Linked DNA regions of Mus musculus: region 2 is linked to region 1. A link is a loop called in an ENCODE intact Hi-C map of the cell type or tissue named here. Cell type or tissue: heart. All regions are shown on one strand. Links, peaks and the distances in the headings refer to the core of each region. The heading gives the core; the rest is flanking DNA.

The links. Peaks named below come from ENCODE experiments on the same cell type or tissue, not always from the same donor. Only the 100,000 strongest peaks of a DNase experiment are listed, where the experiment ranks them.
Region 2: it touches region 1 in a loop (2.0-fold over the local background); 3 of 42 quality-filtered maps call a loop at or near these places.

The regions. Positions count from the first base shown.
Region 1 is chr6:90,715,920-90,727,793 of GRCm38, forward strand. All of the region lies in intron 1 of Iqsec1 (IQ motif and Sec7 domain 1), which reads right to left. Among named protein-coding and RNA genes, the nearest start is that of Iqsec1, 88 kb to the right of the region's middle. In heart, for the core only: a CTCF peak has its summit at 5,658 (motif pointing left); DNase peaks (open chromatin) are centred at 1,982, 2,807, 5,272 and 5,616; H3K27ac peaks cover 31 bases.
Region 2 is chr6:90,465,646-90,477,519 of GRCm38, forward strand. Klf15 (Kruppel-like factor 15) reads left to right here. Exons shown (of 3, transcript NM_023184.4): 2 at 775-1,878; 3 at 8,475-9,593. The coding sequence starts at 800. The coding sequence ends at 8,643. Among named protein-coding and RNA genes, the nearest start is that of Klf15, 9.0 kb to the left of the region's middle. In heart, for the core only: no CTCF peak of the experiment used is centred there; DNase peaks (open chromatin) are centred at 2,806, 5,736, 6,816, 8,986 and 2 weaker places; H3K27ac peaks cover 1,538 bases.

The DNA.
Region 1 (11,874 bases), core at 1,209-9,208:
GGGTAGCCTCTCTGACACAGACTCCTGGCCATTTGCTGTCTTGCCCTTTACATACACACCGAATGTAGTTTCCCACTCATTTCACAGGACAGAACTCCTATGCCTACAACCCACTTTTCTCCTAACAGAGTCCCGTTTCTGGCAGGCAGGCTAGGCGCCCTGCCCCAACAGTTACACCCATCCCGCAGCCCACTTCTGGCACCCACTTGCAAGATCCCCACCGCTGGCAAGCCCACTGTGGCTGGGGCCCACCTCCTCCCGCTGGCCTCCGCCCTCGCCTGGCCTTACCCGCTGTCAAGCTCCAGCTCCAGCAAGGACTGGGTCCTCTCTGAGTTGCAGTGCAGGCACCACATGACGACCGCCACAGGAACGGCCCGGGCCGGCGCACGGGGACCCAGGCCGAGCCGCGCGCCCGCGACTCCCCCCGCGGTCGCCGGACCCTGGGGCCGATCCCGGAAAGCCCTTCCGCCCGCCACGCGCCTTCGCCGGTCCCTCCTGCCCTGCGCCTGCAGGTTCACGCAGCCCTAGGCCTGCTAGTCCAATCACCGGCCCGGTGCGACCCTTCCGCCGCCGCCTGCCAGGCGTAGCTCAAGTCCGGCCTGAGGAATGTGGCCGGGAGGGGGCGGGGCTGCAGGGGCGGAGGTGGGGCTCTTGTGGGGGCGTGGCCAGAGCCGTGAGTTCCGGGAGAAGCGCAGATTCTGCTCTTGTTCCCATAACATCAGAATCCCAGAATCCCAGGCTTGCTGTATTGGTTGATGTACTGGGTGTCTTCCACACTTGTAAGCGCAACAGGTAGAATGCGCTGAAAACCTCAACGTGTGCCAATCCCGACTGGCTTCAGTGTACACAACTTTGCATCCCCCAAATAGCGGAGCAACAAGTTCCAGGGCTCTGGAGCGCCTATCCCAAATCTGGAGGAAAGACAGTTGGTTCTTTCTAAACATATTCACACACCCTTTACGGCCAGGGACGTGCTAGAAGTAATAATGATCAGCATCGTAGAGTACTTTACTGGTAATGGGGCCAGTGGGCAACACTGTAAAGTGTTACTCCGGGCCTCATTCACTGATGAGGAGACTGAAGCTGAGGGCCCTTCCTTGCCTTCTCCTCCCCCTCTCCAAGCTCTCACAGCTTGCTGACTCTTGTGTGTTTAACTTGCTCATAACACAGAGGGCAGGTGATGTGCCCAGTACCCACACTGGTGGAATGCACATATACAGAAGACATCCAGCCTGAACACCCCACCTGCAAGACCATTTCCTGAGGGAGTAGGGAAACTGTGGGAGTCACAACATGGGGGCATCTTGTACCCATCAATGTTAAAAATACACAGGCTGTTCATGGTGACACAAGTCTGTGTAATATCAGATCCTAGGGGACTGAGTCAAGAGGAACCTGAGTTCAAGACCAGCCTGGGCTATGCTGTGAGACCTAGATCCAAAACACAAACAACAAAAACCCAGAGACTACAGAGTGGGAAGAAATACTTGCATATCAGATCTGACAATACTCTAGGGACTGTCTCCCATAAAGAACTCTTGCTCATCAGTTAGAAGGCTGATTTTCAGCAAAAGATAAAGGATGAGAATGACATTTCTACAAAGAATACATATCCAGTGGCCAGTGGATGACCCTGAAGGATGCCTGGCCCCAGTGGCCCCTAGGAATGAATGTGTGAAGTAATACCATTTATCATTCACTTTGGAAGGTTCCCATGCACATGGTGGCCACAGCTGGCATTTGCTTAGCTAGGGTAAAGTAGGAAGGTGTCAGGAGACCAGACTGTAGTAGCTACATGTGGAGAGGCCAGAAGAAAACTCCCAACTCTGTCCAAACTTCCCTCTAATAATAAGGTGATACTAAATAGAATCAAGAGGATCCCCCAGGCCCAGCTTCAGGAACTTCATGGAAGCATGCTTCAGTCTCTCCATTCATATCCACCAGGAATTCCAGGCACTTCTCAAAGGGCCAGGGCAAGCAGCCAACCAGGCTGGGATTTAGATGGGGTGTGCTTTCCTGTGAGCACGTGGTATGGTGGTGGGGTGACTCCTTGGAAACTAAACTCTATCTTCTGACTTCATCTTCTTGAACTAACTCTCTCTCTCTCTCTCTCTCTCTCTCTCTCTCTCTCTCTCTCTCTCTCTCACAAATGATAGTGACTGTGAGGGAGGAAAGCCTTGGCTGGGAGACACAGGGAATGCCAACTTTTCTGCAGAAATGACTAGCCCAGACAGAATCAGTCCTTACTTTTGTCATTTAGGCAAATTTATTAGCCCCCAGGGTCTCAGTTTCCTCAGAGTGTTAGGTCATCAGACATCTCTACCCCAGCTGATTCAATATACTGCTTAATTTACCCAGCATTAAGAAGCATGTACTCTGTTCTCATGAAGGAGTACATAAGGAGTACATGAAGGAGTACAGAAGTACATGAAGAGTACATAAGGAGACACTATGGTAACAAGTATCCCCTAACATGGTGTTACTGCCCCTAGAAAGGGCATAATGATGGGACATTTTGGTTTAGGTCTTGAGAAATAAGTCAGAGCTTCTCTAAGGGATGCAGGAAGCAACAAAGTCATAAAAATGTTTAGTCCCATAATTTGGGCCTGGGTTTTAGTCCTGAGCTGATTGCTTTGGCCTGTTTTACATTCCATAATCCCGACATATTACCATCCTCTTGGCTTCTGACAGTCTCTCTGCTCTCCTTGGCCAGACATGTGACATCCCAAGCTGTCAGGGTGAAGCCCAGCTCCTCTGCACAGCTGGCTGAGGCTCATGTGGCCTGGCTATAGGCCACCTCCCCAGCACTGCCTCATTGCCCCTCCTGCCCGCCTTGCCAACAGTAAGCAATCGTAAGCTTCTTACTGCTAAGCTTTACTCAGTCCTAACCCTTGTTCTGCCTGGCACATGGCTGAGACTTTGGGGTTCAAATTTCATGGCCCTTCTCCCAGACAGCCATCAGACTACCCCCCTCCCTCTTTAACCCCAGTTACTCTACTGAGCCCCCTCTTTATGTGAGTAAACTATGTTATAGATGAGAGGAAGGGCTGGCCCTATCCTTCCTGAAGCCATCCCTGTGCCTACTCAGGGGAACCTGGTTCCCAAGGTACCTAGCAGCTACATATATCAAAAGGTTTGCCTGAGACCTAGATTCAGCTGTCTTGTCTTTGTCTTAATAAAGTTTTATTATAAGGGAGTCATTGTCTTGCACTAATTAGCTAAAGAGTTGCAAAGGAGACATGTCTTCTGTAAAGTTATCCAGTCCTTCCCAAAAGGATCTCAAGTCTCCCAGGAGACTCACAGTGGCCCTAGTCACTTAGTAAAATTTGTCCACCCACCCACCCAACCATACCTAGTACCTGGGCAGGAACTGCCAAAGTAGAATGCAAACACTGTGGCGGAAGATGCAAGGAAATCAACAGGCTAGATAGGTAGTCTATGCACGTGAGAGCCTAATCCTTATTCTCAGAAATGGATCCTGCAATGCTGCTTGACCCATCTGCGGAAGCCCACACTAAACAGACAGTGGCCATAACATTTCAATGCTCTGTCAGAGATGGCAGTGACAGGAACATTAGAAGATACATGGAGCATTAAAGGATGAAGGCCATAAAACATGCTGTGTTTAGTCAGATGGAACATGGAACACGCTTCCACAGCACCAAAGTCACATGACACTGAGATTGTGCTTGCTTTCGGCTAAGCAGGGCTTGGGATGTGCTGGGAAAGCACTCTGCCACTGAGCCACACCACAGACCTCCCAGATCGTTGTTTACAAGAGACACAAGGAAGAATTTGCCATGGGAAGGGAACCTGGGGATCCCAGAAAGTCCTGGTCCTCTGCACCAGAAGCCTGACTGGGACGGCGGTGGGGAAGAGGAAGAGACTTACACTGTCTGAGCTCTGATAGTTTTAGAAAAACATTAATATTTATTGTTATTATTTTTAGGTATCTGTCTGTCTGTCTGTCTGTCTGTCTTATGGAAATATGTACATATGAGTAAAGGTATATGTAGAGACCATGAGAGGGCACTGGACTCCCTGAAGCTAACATTGCAGGTAAGCTACATACCACCTGACATGCATGCTGGGAAATGAACTCAGGTTCTGTGAAAGAACAGTATGGGCTCTTAACATTGAGCCATCTCTCCAGCCTAGTTTTAAATTTTGGAAGTTTAAATCATGTTTATTACTCTGTAAAACCCTCGTACAGCAAAGAACTCAATCTGCAAAGGACTGGAGAAATGCTTAGTGACCTCAAAGAACGTCTTTAAGCCCCAGAGCTGGCTCACAGAGGGCCCGACTCTAGCTGGCACTTGAGTAATCTCTAGGACTGCAGTGAGGCTCTGACCTGGCTGTATCTTGCAGGTGTCCAGGAAGATCACCTGGAACATCTTCATAGACTCAAGCTGCCCACTTCCTGCCTGCTAATCATTAACGTGTGACTGACCACTCAGCTGGAAACTTCCTATCACAGCGGGCTCTGTGAGGAAGGGGAAGCTGAGTGGCCTTCCCTGAGCCCAAACCCTCATGTATGAGCAGGGAAACTTAGGTACAAATGGACTGCTGTAGGGCACCCAGGACTGTGTGGGCATGTACTAGACACACTGTCAGTGACATAGGCACATTGCCTTGGTAGCAGTCAGGGACCTGGACAGTAGGGCAGATAATCCAGAGTGGATGGCTTTAAAATCCTCCATTCTAACTCAGCATGGAGTGGCACTTAGGCATGTGACTTGGCTGCAGTGAAGAAGGTACACAAAGCCAGGCTGCATCACTACAGCTATGGTCCCAGCTCCTTGGAATGTTGATGCAGGAAGATTACCTGCACCTTTGAATCTGAGACCAGCCTGGGCCATGAAATGAGACCCTGTTTCAAAACCAAACAAATACAAATCACCCAAACTAGGGAGACAGACAACAGAAACAGACCCAGAAGTCTAAGGGTGTGACCTCTTAGGGAGGCAGGCCATGCGTCCCCCAGGACAGAAACACTCGCAGGTAAACCAACGTCTTTCTAACAGGGGCCAACTTCCCATTTCAGAATTTGAGTTAGTTTTCACAGAAGAAACATACATATGGGGCCTGGATGAACTTGAGAATAAGAGGAACCTCAGAGGCTCTTGCTCTGTAGCCTGCTGTCCTATCCAGATGAACTGGGCCTGATGTCCTGGAACCCAGGGGATGGGCTTGTGGCTTCCAAAGTACAGTCATATGAACTATCAGTCTTTGTCTAAGGGCAAAGGAAATGGCTCAAGGCCAGTCTTCCTGCTGGATGAAGGGCCCAACAGCTTGAGGAGGAAATGCAGCCATCCGCTACCTCTGTCAGCCACCAGCTGTCCACGGGACACACACACATACACACACACACATACACACACACAGTGCCTCACATATTTCAATTCTAGCACCCATAACCTCAGCAAACAAGCAAAAGTACTCCTCACTTTAGCTCCTTGTCCTAGCCTATTTCTCCTGAGGGAGTGGTTGAAGGAAGCTACATCAGGTCTTCAGGGAAGATATGGGATGATCTCTGGCACCCCTCCAGCCCCCCATGTTCCTCATGCTCATAGCATTTTCAGCACAAAGGTACCTGCGAAGTGTAGTAGTGACCCTACTGCACATAGCCAGGCCCAAGACAAGGGCGCCCCCTGGAGCCTGAAAGTTCCTTCCTTCCTCCACCCTTACCTCTTCCCACGGGGCAAGAACTCAAAAGCAGCCAGCATGCACCCTTTCTTCCTACAGTGGGGATGCTCATAGCTTGAGGCCTAATAGCTTTGGTATGGTCCAAAGCACCAATAGTTTAAGTGTGTGCTCTTGGATCTTGGACAGGTTGTCCAATCTCTTTCCTTCCTCCCCACCTCTCCTCTTGGCTCCCAATCATGATCTTAACCATGAAGTTAGACTCCAGGTACTAATTAGATGCAGGCCCTGGACTACGTGTACCATGATCCAGAAGAAAGAGATCTGGACTTGGCAGAGTTAAGAGCAAAAGTGAGTGAAGAATTTGAACCCAGGGCTGGTGTCCCAAGTCTGTGCTTGCTAAATGTTCTATTGAGCCTTCATAGCTAGGCTTTGGAAGCTCTTTCAGGGGGCTGCCTCCCTCTGGTTGATTATCATATAGAGATAGGTCAGACTTCCACTTTGTCCCTGCACTGTGGTCATGGACAATCCCTAATCAGTGTCAGCCTCCTCCTCTGTAGCATGACAACCTGCACCTCAGGGTCTCAGTAAAAACTCAAAAGTTGCAACCCCCCACCCTCCATGCCTGGGTGCTTTGCCCATATGTAGTCTGCTCCCTTTTCTTTACACTGCCACATTACACTGCTCCATCCCATCATAGAGGGCAGACAGAGAAGAACAGGGGCACCTGGGAGCCAGCCCTGCCAGGCCATCCTGGGAACTCAGTTGGAGTCCCAACAGAGGTCACCCTTACCTTTTCCTTCACGTCCCAGCTGCTAGTACCTCTCCATGTCCTCTTTAATATGTGGGTCCTCAGGTCAAGCCAACACTCAGAGGACCTAGGGGTGAGCATTTCCAAGGAGTTGGGACCAAGGATGAGTTTGGTTTGGGTGGGAGATGATTGAAAAGGAGATCTCAAAGACAGCACCCATATGCTCATATGCTCAAACTGCCAGGGGACCTCCACTACTTCAGCATTAAGGTTCATAAGACAGAGGAAAATTACTACAAAAATGAAGATTACTACAAGCATAGGGCCATGAACATGATCCTATGTCAAAAACAGATGAAGGAATGAGTTCACCCTGGTCCATAATCACCTTGCTTAGCACTTGTGTGCTGGTGGTCACTTCCACCAGAGTGATATTCTGAAACCGTTGGCTCACCTCTGTTCCTGGGCTATAGTAGGTGATCAATAAGCATTGTTGAGAGATTCCTTCACCCTTCTGTACTCTGAAGATTCTAGAAAAGCCAGGTGAAGCAAAAACTGCTGGTCCCGTGTGTAGTGTACTGGGAGGGCCCAACATGAAAGGAAGCCCGCTGGTTGAAGCTTATAAACAAGACAAAATACACTGAAACCATGGTCACGGTTGGCATAGATTTCTTTCCATCCAGCTCTACCTAAACAAGGGCTTGCCTGCCTATTAAAGCAGGCAGAGAAATAGAGGGAATCTAGAAAAACCTATCTGGAATGCTGCAAGAGTTTGCCCTCCTGCAGACCATTCCACTTGATTTTCCCACTGCAGAACAGGCCCGTTTATTCCTAAGCACTGAATTCACAGCCAAGAGCAGCTGGCTGGGTGGTGCCAGGCCTGGGCCTGGCGGCCTCAGCTTAATGAATAGATGTGTTCCTTTATAACAAGGGCTGGGGCGCCTGCCTGGCAAATAGATGCCATTAAGGGCTCCTGAGACACCAGCCACTCTTAAGTGGGTTAACATTCCTCCTGCAATCTTCTCTATATAATTGATTTAAACAACACCTTCTTTTGTCCCAGTGGGGAAGAAGACTTCGACCAGTGTGATCCCAGCCCACTGGCTGTGAATGACTGAGGTGGGATCCTGGAAGGGTGGAGGCACATTTGATGTGAACCTGAAATATTATCTCCAGCATTATCTCCACCTGTTGCAAGGCAGGCCCATCCTTGGCCTCTCAGGATGCAGATACAGGCCTGTCCTCAGGAGGCGTAGGCTTGCCTGGGTGAGAGGAGTGGAGGTTTTGGTGTCAGCCAGCTCTTTGAGTTCACATATTCCTGAAGGCAATTCTACAACATGGGGCTTGTTTTCCTGTTTGATCACAGAGGCTTTGGCACCCAGAAGGTGAGTTTTTCCCTAAGAAAGACACTTGTAAGTGATGGAGCCCACCTTAAGCCAGTAAGGTGAATGACACATGCATGTTGGGTGGCAGGCAGCAGCAGGATACAGCCCATCCCCAGGTGAATGTTCCTTACAGTCACACTGCAGCTGCCCAGCTACCACAAGGATCATCTTTGTCGAAAGCCAGTTTAACAGCTCCCCTCAAGCAGCCCTCGGCACAAAGTGCATGTTCACATGTTACAAAACCAACGGGAGCAGACATTGCTACAGAAGCCTGCTCCATCTTGTATGGGCTGGAGATGGGCAAGGGGAGAGAATCCAGCTGATGGAAGGCTGCTCATCAACCATTCGAAAAGAAAGATGCTCTCTACACCTGTTAGGGGTTGACCTTTGAGAAACCTTGCTAAATGAAGAGGAAGCAGAAGAATGCTACGTTGAGAGAAAGGAGTGTTGGAAGTATGGCTTGGAGGCGTAGCATTAGCTTAGCATGCACAAGGCTGGACGTTCCATATACTGCATGGCAGAAAGAAAACACAAAGGAGGGGATGTGTGCATGGTTGAGTATGCACCCTGGACAGTGGTCACCCCTGGTGAGGAGGATGTGGCATAAGTTGGGGCTGCATGCTCATGTGCGTGCTTTGATAGCCTTAGCTGCAGAGCATATAGTAATGCTACTATGCATATAATCAAGAAAGGTAACTAACCCTTTCTTGGTCTCAAAGCAGCCAGAAGTGTTGTGAGGGGCGTGGAAGGAGAGTGACTCCTCCAGGTGTCCCCTGGTATGGAGTCTGTAGCCCACCTGGAAGCTCACCTGTGTCCTGAATTTTACATTGTCAGCACTCTGCTCTGTAAATCTGAGCACACACCACGTGCTTTAAGAATTGGTACAGTCAAATATGGTCAAAGACAAAGGGTTGTCCAAGGCAAGTGAGGAGGCTGACAGGGGCTGGGCAAGGGAGGTCTCCCCTTCCTATATCCACTTTAGGGAGGAATTGGGTTGTGCCCCAGCCCCCTGCTACCCACTGCAGGCCAAGACTAGAAGTAGCAGTCAGGATCCCAGAAGTACTGGTGCCCTAGGCAGTACTGGTTTGACCTAATGCTGTCCCTGAAACTCTCTCAGCATCCTCTCTTCAGTTTATGGAGAAACTGACACCTAGGAAACCAAATTAATTGCTTCAAGCCAGTCTGGCAGAGCTAGAATTTAACCATAGGCTTGCTGCTGGCTTAGGAGAAATCTCAGAGCCTTGCAAGCATGTGGGCCTTGGGCTAGTGAGAGAGCTACCCAGAATACGCTAAGGGGCCTCTCAGATCCTGTGGCCAGCATCTTCTAAGTGTCACAACCCACACACCCTTCTGGTCTCTACCAATTTTCATAGTCAACCGTAATTTATGTTTAACAGCAAAGACATCAAGGGCTGGGCCCCTGGTGTGCTGGGTAGGCAATTTATACTTTCCAGCATATAGTGTTTGCTCAGCGTACCAGCCACCAGCTGTGTCACCTCAGAGACTATTTCCCTGGTTACTAGTAATTCACACTGAGTACACCATACAGTCAGGAGAGGGGCTGGGCTTGCTGGGTTGTCTTCCTGACTCCCACACCATTCCATGCTTTGAGGACACTAAGAGGAGCTTAACAACTGAGCCATCCTGGCTAAGTAGCCTGCCACCCATACATCCCATACGCCATGGACAATGGCTACTTTCCATTATTTGCATTTTCTCTTTTTGTGGCCAGTCAGCTATACACTGTTGTTCCTGGGGTGCCCCTGTGTGGCTGAGCCTCTAGGAGTGCCCATCCACACACAGGATGAGAAATGAACAAGCAGAGCCAGCACTACCATTCTGGGCATGCCTTCTCAGGTGAGAACTCCCCCAGGAGACCAGGGTAACTCTGACTCTCCTAATACTGGATGGACTGAGGCTCAGACAGTGCAAAACACCCGAAAAAGACCCAAGGTCACACAGTACAAGCAGTACCCAATAACCTAAGAGCCACAAGTACCTCTGTGGCAGGGCTGGAACTGCCTGGGGCTTATGGCTGCAGGCTAACCAATTAATGTCTGAACAAGCAAGAGTGGCCACAGGAGGCATGGGGGATGGGATAGGCTCAGTGGCAGTGGCATCAGCTTGGGGCCCCTTTGAAGGAGCTGCCCTCTTTCTAAAGGGCTTATAGTGCCTAGAAGGCATGGGCTAAGAATGTCTCTGAAGCATCTCAACTTATGACTAAAAGAATAATAAATATGTTATGTATTATATACTTATATAAATTGTATAAATATATAATTATAAATTATAAAATAAATTAATATAATACAATATAAAGATATATAAATGTAAACAAAACCAATAGGAAACTGAAGGGCAAGACACTTAACTGGGGGGGACTGTGTTCTGCAAAAGCAACAACAAACAAACAAAGGAAACAAACAAAAAGACAAAGCTAAGGTATCTAAATGTGACTGCACCTAATCTTGACCATATCCCATTCAGCAGGCAGTGGCGGTAGACAGGTTAATTCCCTTGCCCAGGGTCACACAGCTGATCCAAGCAGCGCTAGACAGAGCACACAGGTTCTAGAGGAGCAATCAGGGCTTGTGTATGTGGGACACTGGGACCAAAGCTCTGCTGCAGGACAAAGCTCTTTTGGAAAATGGTGGGAAGACCAAGACAGGAGATGAAGAAAGGCAAAACAAAGTGTCTCTACCTCCAGCCCCTGAGCCTGCCTTGTGTGTGTGCTGGGGCTCAAAGCCAATGTTCTTTCTTTTTTTCCTACAACAGATTCATTTCAGGTGAGTTTCAACCATAGAAAAGCAGAGTGGGAGTCAGAACAGTAAGGGAACAAACAAAGCCACACAGCCAGTCCGAGGGCTGCTCCCTAGTGAGGCTGTAGAAGATACAGCCAGAGAGGCATCTGGCACCTGCCGGCTCCGCCTTTGATTCCTGGCTCTGCCATTTTCTAGCTGTGCAACTTGGGCAAATTAAGGTCCTCTCTGAACTTCAAGCCCTCTCCACATAGAAGATAATGATGTCTATGTCCTAGGGCCAAGTGAGAAACAGCAGGCTGTACAAGGTGTCAGACGCTGTCTGATCTCATCCTCACAGTCCATGTGGAGAAGTGGGGGGCTGAGGAACTGGGATGTGGCTCAGCAGCAGAGTACTTGCTTAGCATGGGTGAAGCCCTGGGCCCAACTCCAGCAAGGCAAAATAAAGATGAGGGGAATAATGTTTATATATACTTGCTTGTATAAACATAAATGTTGAATAAGACATGAGAAGTTGAGCCATGACAAGCAAAGTTTAGAAGAAAGAGCCAGGCAACTGGAAACTAGAAGTGTTGCTATAGTCCCCAGCGTGGAGGGAGAAGGGGAGGGGACAATCCCCAGTGTCCTCTGGTGTACTTTGAGTACTTAACCATGTAAATAAACATTACATAAGTGAGAGACACAAGGCTTGAGTAAAACGTTCTCATGCAGAGCTGCTCTTTATATTTGAGGGGAACTACTAAGGTGCTATCTGGAATTCTCCATGTCCTCTTTATGCTCAAGACGTCAGGCCCAGAAGAACCAGGAACCAACTCTGGACAGTAACCTCCAACCACTGACTATGAGGTGGCAGCCTCATCAGAACCTGGAGCTCACCACAAGGATACGCCTGGGACGTAAGACTTCAGACCTGCTCTCACCCTTCCTAGTGTCTGCATCTGATCTCAGGTAGCCTGCAGAATCTCCTACACATACAGAGATGCTGAGACTCCAGGCCAGCAGCTGCCACCGGGGGTGGCTCTGAGTCAAAATGGCCTGGTGTGGCTGAGCTGCACTTGGGGCTTCATCACAGACCCTGGATTACTCTGGTCTATGGGAACTTGGTACAGACAGAGTCAATGACCTGTGATTGGCTGAGCACTATCTATCTGGCTGCGATTCCCACCATCCCTGTTGGTCCCACATTGAAACAACTTTCAGCTGTCCTTTCCCTATCAAGTACTCTTACATTTTTAATTTTTTTCAATATAGGCAAGTGATACTCAAACTTCTGTCTTAAGCTCTTTTTTCATACTGATTTTGCCCAGGCTAGCCTCAAACTCACAACAATCCTATT
Region 2 (11,874 bases), core at 1,710-9,709, 250 kb before region 1:
CAGGAAGGTGTTAGATGTTATGGTGGAAGGAGGTTTTTGCTCAAGTATGTGAGACTTTTCCCAGTCATGGAGAACGGTGGCTCTCGACTCTTGATAAAGGTCTGAGAACTAGACTGTGGAGAAACACCACATAGGCAGGCAGGCACTTAAATGGTCTTTAATCTTTTTCTAAAGTATGGCTACCTGATTAAAGCATGGGCAGCCCAGACAGATGTGTGTCCCATCCCTTCCAGTCCTGGGGACACCATGCTCACATCCACAGATGTTCATTTTTGAACATCTAAAGTCAACATCGAACAAGCAGCCTGTTTTTATTTGCTTAATCTGGAAACCCTACAGAAGCCCCAATACCTTGAGCTCAGAATGCAAATGGCCTTTTCCTTTCTCACCCCCTCTCTGACTCAAGGTAGGAAGCAGAGTCCAGGGGCTGGCGACTTTCAGGGCCTCCCCTCTCTGGCTCCCTCTCTCCTCGTGGCCTCAGCTGTTCGCGGACAAGAGCGTTCCTTGTCTTATTCTTTTCCAGGATCATTCTGGAAAATGTTTGAAACCAGAAGTGCCCTGGATTGTGCAACGGGCCTGGAGAGGGAGGGCTCTTTTGCAAATAGGGTGATGCAACTTTTGAAAACATACTCGCCGGCCCCATTCTCCCTTGGGATGGAAGCAGGATCTGGACATTTGGCCACAGGAGGCCTTGGGCAGGCAGCCGAGGGTGAGGGCTGCAAGGCACTGGTAAGCAGTCCTTCTAACCTGGCCTCCCTTGTTCCCTCTCTGCAGTCACCACAGGCTCGGCCAGGCCAGCATGGTGGACCACCTGCTTCCAGTGGACGAGACCTTCTCGTCACCGAAATGCTCAGTGGGTTACCTAGGGGACAGGCTGGCCAGCCGGCAGCCATACCACATGTTGCCCTCGCCCATCTCGGAGGATGACAGCGATGTCTCCAGCCCCTGCTCTTGTGCCAGCCCTGACTCGCAAGCCTTCTGTTCCTGCTACAGTGCGGGTCCAGGCCCTGAGGCCCAGGGCAGCATCTTGGATTTCCTCCTGTCCCGGGCCACACTGGGCAGTGGTGGTGGCAGTGGAGGTATTGGAGATAGCAGTGGCCCTGTGACCTGGGGATCATGGAGGAGAGCCTCTGTGCCTGTGAAGGAGGAACATTTCTGCTTCCCTGAATTTCTGTCAGGGGACACTGATGACGTCTCCAGGCCCTTCCAGCCTACCCTGGAGGAGATTGAAGAATTCCTGGAAGAGAACATGGAGGCTGAGGTCAAGGAGGCCCCAGAGAACGGTAGCAGGGACCTGGAGACCTGTAGCCAGCTCTCAGCTGGGTCACACCGGAGCCACCTTCATCCAGAGTCTGCTGGGAGAGAGCGCTGTACCCCACCACCAGGTGGCACGAGTGGGGGTGGTGCCCAAAGTGCAGGTGAGGGGCCAGCACATGATGGCCCCGTGCCGGTGCTACTGCAGATCCAGCCTGTTGCTGTGAAGCAGGAGGCAGGTACAGGGCCAGCCTCCCCAGGGCAGGCCCCAGAGAGCGTCAAGGTCGCCCAGCTTCTAGTCAACATCCAGGGGCAGACCTTTGCACTCCTGCCTCAAGTGGTACCATCCTCCAACTTGAACCTGCCCTCAAAGTTTGTGCGAATTGCGCCTGTGCCCATTGCCGCCAAACCTATTGGCTCAGGATCCCTAGGGCCCGGCCCTGCTGGCCTCCTTGTGGGCCAGAAGTTTCCCAAGAACCCAGCAGCAGAACTTCTCAAAATGCACAAATGCACTTTCCCAGGCTGCAGCAAGATGTACACCAAGAGCAGCCACCTCAAGGCCCACCTGCGTCGGCACACAGGCGAGAAGCCCTTTGCCTGCACCTGGCCAGGCTGCGGCTGGAGGTCAGTATTTTTTTGGATAGGCTGGGCACAAGCAAGTAGGTTCATCTCTGCTCCCCCGAGTGTATGACAAGGTCCCTTTCTCCATTAGATGAGGTGGATTAGGAAAGGAGCAAGGGATGGGCAGGGGACAGGATCAGAGATGACAGTTGTTGTCCCACTTGGAGACTAAATCTGGAAGCCACCTGGTCTCTGGTCTCTTTAAAGACCAGGTAAGTTTTGCTGAGGCTTGAGCTGTGTGGAATCTCTCAGGCTGGGATGGAAGGAAGATGAGGGGCTAGGCTGAAGTGGAAGGAAACGCAACAAAGGGGCAGCTGAGTTTGGTGGCACATGGGCACAGGCCAGAGGCTCATGCAGGCCTTACAGCACCTCCAGGTAAGTACTACCATCACACCCATGACAGTTTTGGTCAGGTACATGGAAACTGACTGGCTAAGAACCACCCAGGCCGTAGCACTCTTGAGTGGACTGTGAGCCCCAAGACTTGAACTAGAAAATGACACTTCCCTCCAGCCCGGGGACAAGAACTGCTCACGGGTGTGGGCTCAGCTTTGCTTTGTTTCTTCCTGGGGACAAGGAGGTATGTTTGGAAAGCCATGGAGGACAACTGGAAGGAAGGATAGATGGCTGGGCTATGAGGGGGTCAAAGATGGCAGAATACCTCAGACTTATGTTCCAGGCAAAAGGGTGCCCAGCACTTCAGGGAGAGGAGCCTCAGATGGCCAGATGTGGTGCCAGGGACCATGGAACCCTGCAGTCACCCTGGCCTGGCCTCTGAATGCTGCTCATTATCTTTAGGAGGCCGGTGGCCTGCATATTTAGGGTGATATGGCCTTCATAGCTAGGATGTGTGCCAGCAGTGTTAGTGTATGTGTGTGCCTGTCTATCTCTGTCTGATGTGGTTCATCTGTGTCTGCTGAGGACTCATAGAGCTAGATCACTTGAATGGATGCCTGCTGTGTATGGGCACACCTGCTTATGTATTGTGTGATCATATGTGTCTTGTACCTGGTGTGGGTCATACCAGGTCACAGAGGTGGTGTTGTGAGCCAGGCTTTGGTTCTGAGTTGGTGGTGCTGGCCCCAGGGCAGGTGCTGCCCTGCTGAGACTGAACATGGAGGGATGACAGTGGCAGAACTTCCCTTCCAACTCCAAATTGGTCAGAAAAGGAACTTTCCCCCAGCAGTGTCTTGGGTTGTGGAGGCCCTTCCTGGGAGGCATCACTGTCTTCTCACAACTTTTCAAATGCTGGGCTCCCTAGACCTGCGGTCTCCACCTCTCTGAGCCACCTGTTTTAGTGAGTAGATGCAGTGTAGGTCTGTGGGATAATAAGTGGGTGGGTTGTAGAGCAAGAAAAGCCCAGACAGAGAGGCCTGGGGGTAAGGGTGTTTACTGAGCAAGGGAAGAGCAGTAGTCCCTGTTTGGAGGGGGCAATGGGACAGGGGCCCTGGTTTCCTGTCTGGCCCTTTTTGTTTCCTGGAGCCCTGAGCTAGTGTGGGGGTCCTCACTGTGCCCTCTTTTCATGAAGTGAACTTCCACTTTCCCACAGTCAAACTCTGAAGAAGAACCCCAAAGGTGTCCTGCCTAGGAACTGGCAGGTGTGCACACGCACAGGGACTTATGGGCAAGCCACTGAATAGCCTTATCCAACAGTCCTAACTCTGAGGCTTGCTTGCCCTGAACTCTGACCAGCGCTGCCTATTTAAGTGGCATCTCCAGAGGGCAAGGGGCCAGGCCAGAGCTGCGGGCTATGAGATGTTGTCAAGGATGAGGGCTGGGAGACAGGTCCTTGCCACCATATTGCTGCTCCAGGAAGCACAAGGTGTCCAAGGACGGCCTTAGCTCTGACCCTGAGCCTTGCACTAGATTCGTTGTTCAGGCAGAACCACTCAGCAAGACTAGGGACGTGGTATGCTGATCAAGGTCCCTGTGCAGCATCAGCCTCAGGAAAGGGCTGGTTGTGTTATTGTGTGAGCTCCTTAGGATCTTCTTGGATATCAGAGAAGCCTGGGGTTGTGCTTAGAAGGTTTGCAATTCCCTGTGCATGGCCAGTCTTCCACCCAGAGGCTGTGGGATGGGCAGAGATACCTTACTGCAGTCAGGAGGGAAGATGGACCCACAGAGACTCTGGATCTGGCCAGGATGGAATGAGATGGCAATGAAGATGGTTGGTGGTAGTGACAGGTCACACTTACACATCACGGTGTGTTGGGATGATTCCAAGCTTTGGAGAGTCCCCCACCAACCCCTTCGCTTGTCTGTGACCTTCTGCGGTAGCCCATTACTCCCTGAAACCGATCTGACCTCTAAAAGGCAGAGAACACCTTGGAGTGTTTGAATCCCAGTCTAACCTTCTGCTCTGGCTCCCCACACTCCCCTACATGCTCCCTGGCTTTACCCCTTTCTCAAGCAAGATCATCCATGCCCCTCTCCTCTCTGCCTCTCTTCCCACCCCAAAGGGCCCAGGGATGCTATGGTGTCTCAGCCTTTGCTGTGCACCCCCAACGCAGGCATTAGTTCATCACGTCCTCACAACAGTTCTACAGAGGGAAATCGAGGTACAGAACAGTCATCTGTCACAGGGATGTGCCTAATGAGTGTTTGGGGGGTGGGGTGCAGCCCTGTGAGTGCTATAGCCCACTGATTCTCCAGCAGTCCAGCCAGGTATGGAAGTGGCCATAGTGTAGTGTATGCTGTGCTTTTTCAGTGTGTGTGTGTGTGTGTGTGTGTGTGTGTGTGTGTGTGTGTGCTCCTTTGTTCAGGTACACATGTACATGAAGGCCAGAGATGCTTGTCTTGTGTCTTCCTCAGTAGCTCTGCACCGTGCTTTTTGAGACAGGGTCTCTCACTGAAGCTCAAGGGTTGGCTAAGCTGGTTGGCCAGTGAGTTCTAGCTGCCTCTGCCCTACCAGCACTGCATATTCCGGGTAGACCCTACTATGTCTAGTGAGTGCCAGGGATCTAAACTTGGGTCCTTCCTCATGTATGCACAGCAAGCCCTTTGCCAAATGGGCCATGTCCTCAGCCCCTGGGCTGTGCTTTTTTTTTTTTTTTTTCTATTGTGCTCCTGACTGTGGGAAAGGAGATAGCAGCAGCAAGAATGGTGGTAACAGCCCTGGCAGGGCATGGTGTATATTAGTTCCTTTAACTCTTAAAATTAGACTATGACGTGGGCCCAGAAGAGGAAACAGCAGTTAAGCACATTCTCTGTGGCCATGCTGCTTAAGAGTGGCAGGGTTGCCAGGTGGTGGTGGCACACGCCTTTAATCCCAGCACTCAGAGGCAGAGGCAGGAGGATCTCTGAGTTTATGGCCAGCCTGGTACAGAATGAGTTCCAAGACATCTAGGGCTACACAGAGAAATCCTGTCTCAGGGCAGGAGAAGTCCAGAGTGAGGAGTTTAACAGCTGTTTGCTCCCTCACTCAGGCTAGACTCCGTACTTCTCCACACTCCTGCACACCTCCCTGGAAGAGCCTCTAAGGAGGAGAGGCCCCTCCTCCACCTGCAGCTGGGCCTAGTTGGCCCAGCATGTTCTGTGCTTCCCATCTGGCTCTGCTGTTGCTGGCGCTGGGCCCCGGAATTCCTAAATTTGCCTGAGCCCCTGCCCTGCCCCCGACTCCTCAGCCCAGGGGACTGCTCCACAGCTGAGGTGGCACCTGTCCCAGTCCAAAGCCCACTGCCTTCTGCTTTTATGCACCCAGGATTCCCTCTCTCTCTCTCACTGTTGGGTCATAGGTTTGTGTGCAGGAAGAACTGAAGCCAGCCTGCCTGTTCTGGTCTAACCATCTGGGAAGTGGCTGTTTGCCGCCTTCCTAGAAGTTTCCTCTCTCGCTCGCTCGCAGACATAGGCCTCCTTTGTTCCCTGCAGTGGAACATCCTGTTCCAGAGTGGCCAAGCCGCTCCTTCCAGAAAGAATCTCGCTGGGCCATAGCTAAAGTGAATATTAATAGCTGTCAGCAGCCTGTGTGGCATGTTCTGCCGATGTCCGTGGTGGACACAGGAGGCCCAAAGGGAGACAGTGGACTCCAAAGCCACTGTTGGAGGAGCTGGACACAGGATTCAAACTTAGCGGTTTGGTTTCAGGCCAGCGTCTTTAGCCATCGTGACTGTTGCCCATAAGAGGGGATGTGTCCTCTGGCCTTGTGGTTAGCAGATGCTCCAGATAACATCTGCAGGTTGTATACCACACACACAGCCTTAGGGCCTGCAGCTTCTGAGATTTGGCTGTTGACAGTGGCTTTCTGACAGATGACAACTGGTGTCTTCACACAGCTCCCATGCTGGCATTACTTGTTGCCCCTGTGCTTGCTTTTGCTCTGTGACCCAATATCAGTTGTCATGAGCCTGCCCCACATATGCCAGGCACCAGGTCTTTGCCGTGTATCAGGCAGGCCCTGTGCTCTACCCCATGCCTCCAGTAGGAGCTTACAGTTCTTAAATGACCACATCTGGAGCCTCACGGCCACCGTCCTTTGAGATAGGTCTGTTGTCATTTCTGTCTCAAGGCAGGGAAACTGAGGTTTAACAAGCTATCATCTACCCAGACCAATCCCAAGGCTGTGTCCTGCCTAGCCGAGATTTCTCATATCTTGCTCCAGTGTTGCCTTAGGCTTCTCCTCTGGCTGTCATCAAAGGATTTGACCCAGTGAGGCAGGAGTCATCTTTAGTCCAGTCACAAGGACAGTCTTGTCAGATACCAAGAAGTTATGGTGGCAGAGAGGGTTTCTGGAATGAGGACAGCTTGTTCTCTGGCATGGCTACCTCTCAGCTGCCTGTCCCTCCTAGGGTGTCATATAACAAAAGGACTGCTACCCATTCCCTGGAAGGCAGGCAGGAAATGAGGGAGGAAACTCAGGTCGGGGATGCTCAGGACCATTGGGGTGGGGACTGTGAAACCTGTTCTTCCTTGAGCGTAGGTGTGTGTCCAACTCCTGCTTGAGGCATGCGACTATGGCACAGGGTCCTGGTAACAGCATTACCAGGCCAGGTGAGGAGGTCTTGTTCTGGCCTCAGGTGTTCTCAGCTCACACCTCTGCACCAGGTCCCCTGGTGCCCAGGACAAGGTTGTGGGGCAGCAGCTTGCACTGTAGCTCTACCTGCTCAGCCAGCAGCACAGGAAATTGAGGTCCTTGGTGTCCTGAGCCCTGCCTGCTCTCGGTACCACTGTTCTCATGTTTCCCAGGCTGAGGTCAGTGTGGCCTGCTACAGAATCAGGCTGAGATGGCTATAGCCTTTGACAGCAGAGTGTGATGCATCTGCTGTCCACCTATTCTGCATCACCAAGTGGCCCTGTCTAGAAGCGGGGTGCCAGGCCTGGAGCTCCTGGGTGTTCCTGGGAGTGTATGCAGTGAACAGTGTGTGACAACCCTGTCTCAACCTGAGGTGCCAGCTGAGGTCCCTCTGCTTAAGTTCCCTTCCTGAGCACAGAGAACTGGCAGTGAGCCCTCCTTCCTGGAGCTGACACTGTCTAGGGACAGCTGAGCATCAAGATGCTGAGACCAATTTTTAAATGCCCTGGTGCTGAAGGTATAGTGTAGCTCAATGGTGCAACGCTTGTCTAGCATGGTCAAGCTTCGATTCCCCAGCACCCACGAAAGGAAAGATAATCAAATGATGGACGATGCTGTGAGAGTCAAGGATGCAGACTCCTGGGGAGGTGACATTTGGGCTAAACTCTGATGAGGAGGGCATAGGGGAGATGGATAAAGTCCGAATAGGTGAGGCATAGACGAACCAAATATGTAGTGGTGGGGTAGTGAGGTCCTGGAGATCCTGTTGCAGAACAGAAGCCAAATAGAATCTTAGGTCCCGGAAGTTATTGACAAGCGGCCTGAGCATCTTAGCCTGGCTCTGGTTCCTGCCTGTCCTGTGGATGTCTGTTCCCAGGCCTGGAGTGATGTAGAGACGGGTGTTCCAGGAAACCATTTAAATGCTTAGGAATACCATGCAAGTATATTTGGGGGCAACTCAGAAGGCCTCGTGTCCAGATCTGCAGGGTGCCAGAGCCTGGCAGGCACAAATCTAAGGTCCTTCCCTGTCACCAACAGAAGCAGAGAAGCCAGGCACCCCTGTGGTCTGAGGAGTCTGCATCCATTGCTGGGCCTGTGACACCTCTGGCTGATCTTCACAGGCTTTTCAGGGATATATCTGGGGCCCCCTCCTTCAGGCGAAGGTGGGGCCAGTGGATCAAACACTGCTGACCTGCTGTTGCTAGTGCAGGAGTGAGCCAGTGCCCAAGGACTTGACAACTGAGTGACTATGGGAGAGCGAGTCCCAGGTGGCTAACAGCCTTAGGTCCCGTCCCATGTGGAACAGCCAGATACATGGGAAGTAGGCACTGGCCAGGAGAGCAAACCTGCATGCCTCATGGTCCTTGATTCTTGTCCTCAAGGAGGTCTCAGGGACACTGGGGTTTGCCAAGAACTCCTTGGGTGTCTATAAACATGATCTAATAGCTTAAGTTCCATTCTGGCTTTGCCAGTACCCTCCTGTCACCTGCCCTCCAACCCACCCCCAGCCCGCCTCCACCTGTTTGGCACTGGCTTTGAATTCCTTTGTGGTAGTGCCCACGATGGCCTGGCTGACCACCATGTCCCACAGGTTTTCCCGCTCAGATGAGTTGTCAAGGCACCGGCGATCTCACTCGGGTGTGAAGCCGTACCAGTGTCCCGTGTGCGAGAAGAAATTCGCGCGGAGTGACCACCTCTCCAAACACATCAAAGTGCATCGCTTCCCACGAAGCAGCCGCGCAGTACGCGCCATCAACTGAGCGCAGTGGCCGCCCTTCCCTCCCCCAGCTCCACGTTTTGTTTTTAAATGCAATAACTTATTGCCTCTTTTCAGAAGGATGTGACAATATTACCAGCCCCCTCCCCCTTCTGAATCTTAGGAGGTATGACCCAGAGCCACCATGGCTGCCTTTCTGGGGAAGACCTAGAGTCCCTATGGTCCCTGGGGGCTGGTTCCCCGGTGGCCCAGGTGGCCCAGGCAGGCCTGTGCCCTTGTGCCTTTGTGCCTTCCTGCCAGCTGGAAGCAGTGTTTGGGGGGCCCTTGCCCTCTTCCCACTGGGCTCCCTACCTGGGCCAAAGTCAACATCATTGCTGGGGAAGAAGTGTTTTGGCTGTGTCAAAATAGTAGCTCCCAGAGGAAGCAAGCCATGCTGGGAAAAAGGAAGTGGGTCAAAAAAGCGTAGGGCTGCACTGTGATGTGAGGACCGCCATATGCAAGAGGCCTTTGAGGGTCCAGGAGGATGGCCACCCTCGCTCTAGGCCGTAATGCATGTGCTTAAATGCAAGACAAATGGAGCCATAGCCAGCCGTACCCAGCCTGGCTCACCCTCCTCCAGACACCAGACACCAGCCTCCTGGTTGTGGTGAGAGGAGAAGGGAACAGGTCTGGTGGATGCCAAGCAACTAGTTAGTGCCTCCCAGTCTGACCTAGATTTGCATTCCTCATCAGGACTAGAAATTAGTACCAATTGAACTAGCTTGTTTTGACAGGTCTATTTCACATCCTATGAATGTATGTAAATAAACTGTACATAGGTACGCATCTACATAAAATATCTTTTAATAACACGTTGACATTTGTGTAAATTTGAAATTTAAAAAAATTCTATAAAGTTGGTGTACATATGTTACAATTATGTATATTTTCTTTGGTCCTTCATAAAAAATATATTTACTTTGCCAATAAAAAGAGGAAAAAAAAAAAGAACTCTACCATTTTTTGGCCCTGTATTCCTCCACTGGCCTGGGACATGGGGGTGATTCTGGGGCTCTGCTTCTTCCAGATCCCTTCGTGGACTTTGCTCTCTCCAGCGCATGCTCCGATGTCACCCATGCAGAGTGGCTCAGGCCAGCATGTCATTGCCATTTGAAACCTCTGCTGGGCCCTTTTGTGTGCTGAGTGAGGCTAGCATCATACATTCTGTTGGCCTTCCTGGAGAAAGTAGCTGGGCGGTTTCCTCCCTGAACAGTGACTCTGACATTTAAGGAGTCTTCTCCAGGCAGGGGATGGCCTTAGGCCACTTCCTCTGCCTCCCCAATTCCCTGGGAGGTTTGCATCCAGGCACACACCCTCTACAGGCTGGGCTCTAAGATCAAAAGGAGCAGAGGACAAAGGGAAGCTGTGAGTCTGAAGGGAATAAGCCCAGGGAGGTGCCCAGGGCTAGCCACCTCAGCACCTCAGCTGCAGGAAGACCTTCCTGGTTCACCTGTGCACAGTGTAAGGTGAGAACCTTCTAGGAGGGGACTTTTCCTATTGACCTCACTAAAATAGCTGGATGCTGTGTGGGCCAGGATTTCCCAGGAGCCCCTCAAGAGATCTGGAAGCAGCTGGCAGGTAGGTTTTCAGCAGAAAGACCCTATACCATGTGGATATTCTCACAATGTGGAGACCACTATTCTGGGGGCCTGGGGTAGGCCTGCTAATCTGTCCTGTCCGGTGAAAGCTGGCAGTCATTGAGCATTCATGTGTGACCAGTACATCTGATTAGAGAATGGACATCCCATCTGACCAGCTTGTGACCTCTGCCCTTTGCCTGTGACCGAATGTACCTTCTGAGGACAAACAAGCCCTGAGGAAATGAGACATTGATTTCCAGCTGCGTTAGCATAATTTCCCTTCATCATTAAACAATCAATGCAGCCATAGATACATGGGACATTGCAGGGACAGAGGAGGTGATGGTCATGTTGGTGGCATTGAGGTAGAGACAAACCATGCCCACCATGGCCGAGGATTAATGGATGGACATGTTCCTCCCCTCATCAGCACATCACCTGGGTATTTCCATCCAGCTTGGCTCTAAACCATCTTGGGGAGAGGAGGGGCGTGGATGGGCTGCCAGGATCCTCACCTGGGTCCTGTATTCTCACCCCTACACTGTAGGGGAGGCTGAGGTGGGGTACAGCAAGACAGAGAGGGGTTAGGGTTACTGCAGCCTCCCTCAACCAACCTCTCAATGCTGCCACTTTGGGTGGGTTTCTGCTACTCCCGATTGCCACTGGACCTTGCACAAGAGGCTGATGACAAAGCCCCTGGTAGCATGATGGTTAATGGTAAGTGAGGGGTTCAAGCCTATGTTGCAACGGCATAGAGTCTGGGAAACTGCTCTCAATGCTTTCAGTGGCTGGAAGAGAAGTCTTTGTCCTATTCTAGGTGCTGAGAAGGCAGAAGGAGACATAGTCCCGTGGCCCTGCAATTATTTGTGATAGGAGAAGAATCTGGAAGATTATGAAACAGGTAAAACGACCCAAATCTCTCTCAAGGTTTTAGTTAAGAGCAGAACACTGTGAAATTCTAGTAGTAATTTTAACGTTAATGGTAATGATAAGCAATCCCTTTTCATGTTGTTTTCCTTTTAAATAAACTGAGTTGTGAGGAGCTGGAGTAATTAGACTCCCCAATTGACAGCTGTCACACCTTTCCCTGGTGCCAGGCTGCCGTATGTGGTGGACTGCCAGCCAGGCAAATTGCCAGTTGCCCTCATAGCCGCCGGCTACTTTGAACTCTCCTGGACGCCTTGAGGAACTGAACTGTGATCAGCTGCTGGCTTCAGAAGCACGATGCTGGTTCCGGAGCCATATCCCACCCACACAGTGGTTTCAAACAGCTTGCCCACCACAAGCCTCTCTGAACTCTAGATGACCCTGTAACCATTTTCACTCACACCAGAGAGGAGCCTTCTCTTGTTGGACTGAGAATGAAGGACTGTGTGGGGCTAGTGTCAACGCAGCTCATTTGCATGAAGCGTTGCTTCTGATTGGTGCTGGCAGCCTTGCCACGCCCCCTTTCTGGATATTTCTGGAAGTCTGACTTACAGCTCCTTTCTTGAGTCAGCGAGCTGCAGTGATGCCCTTGTTACTGAGGCAAGCGAGATGCTAGTCCAGACCTGCAAGAGAGACTAAAGCAGAAGTGGAGAGCCGAGGAGCTCTGAAGCCTCAAGAAGCCGGGCCCCAGCCTGAAAGCTCTTGACAGGAACAGGATTACCACGGCT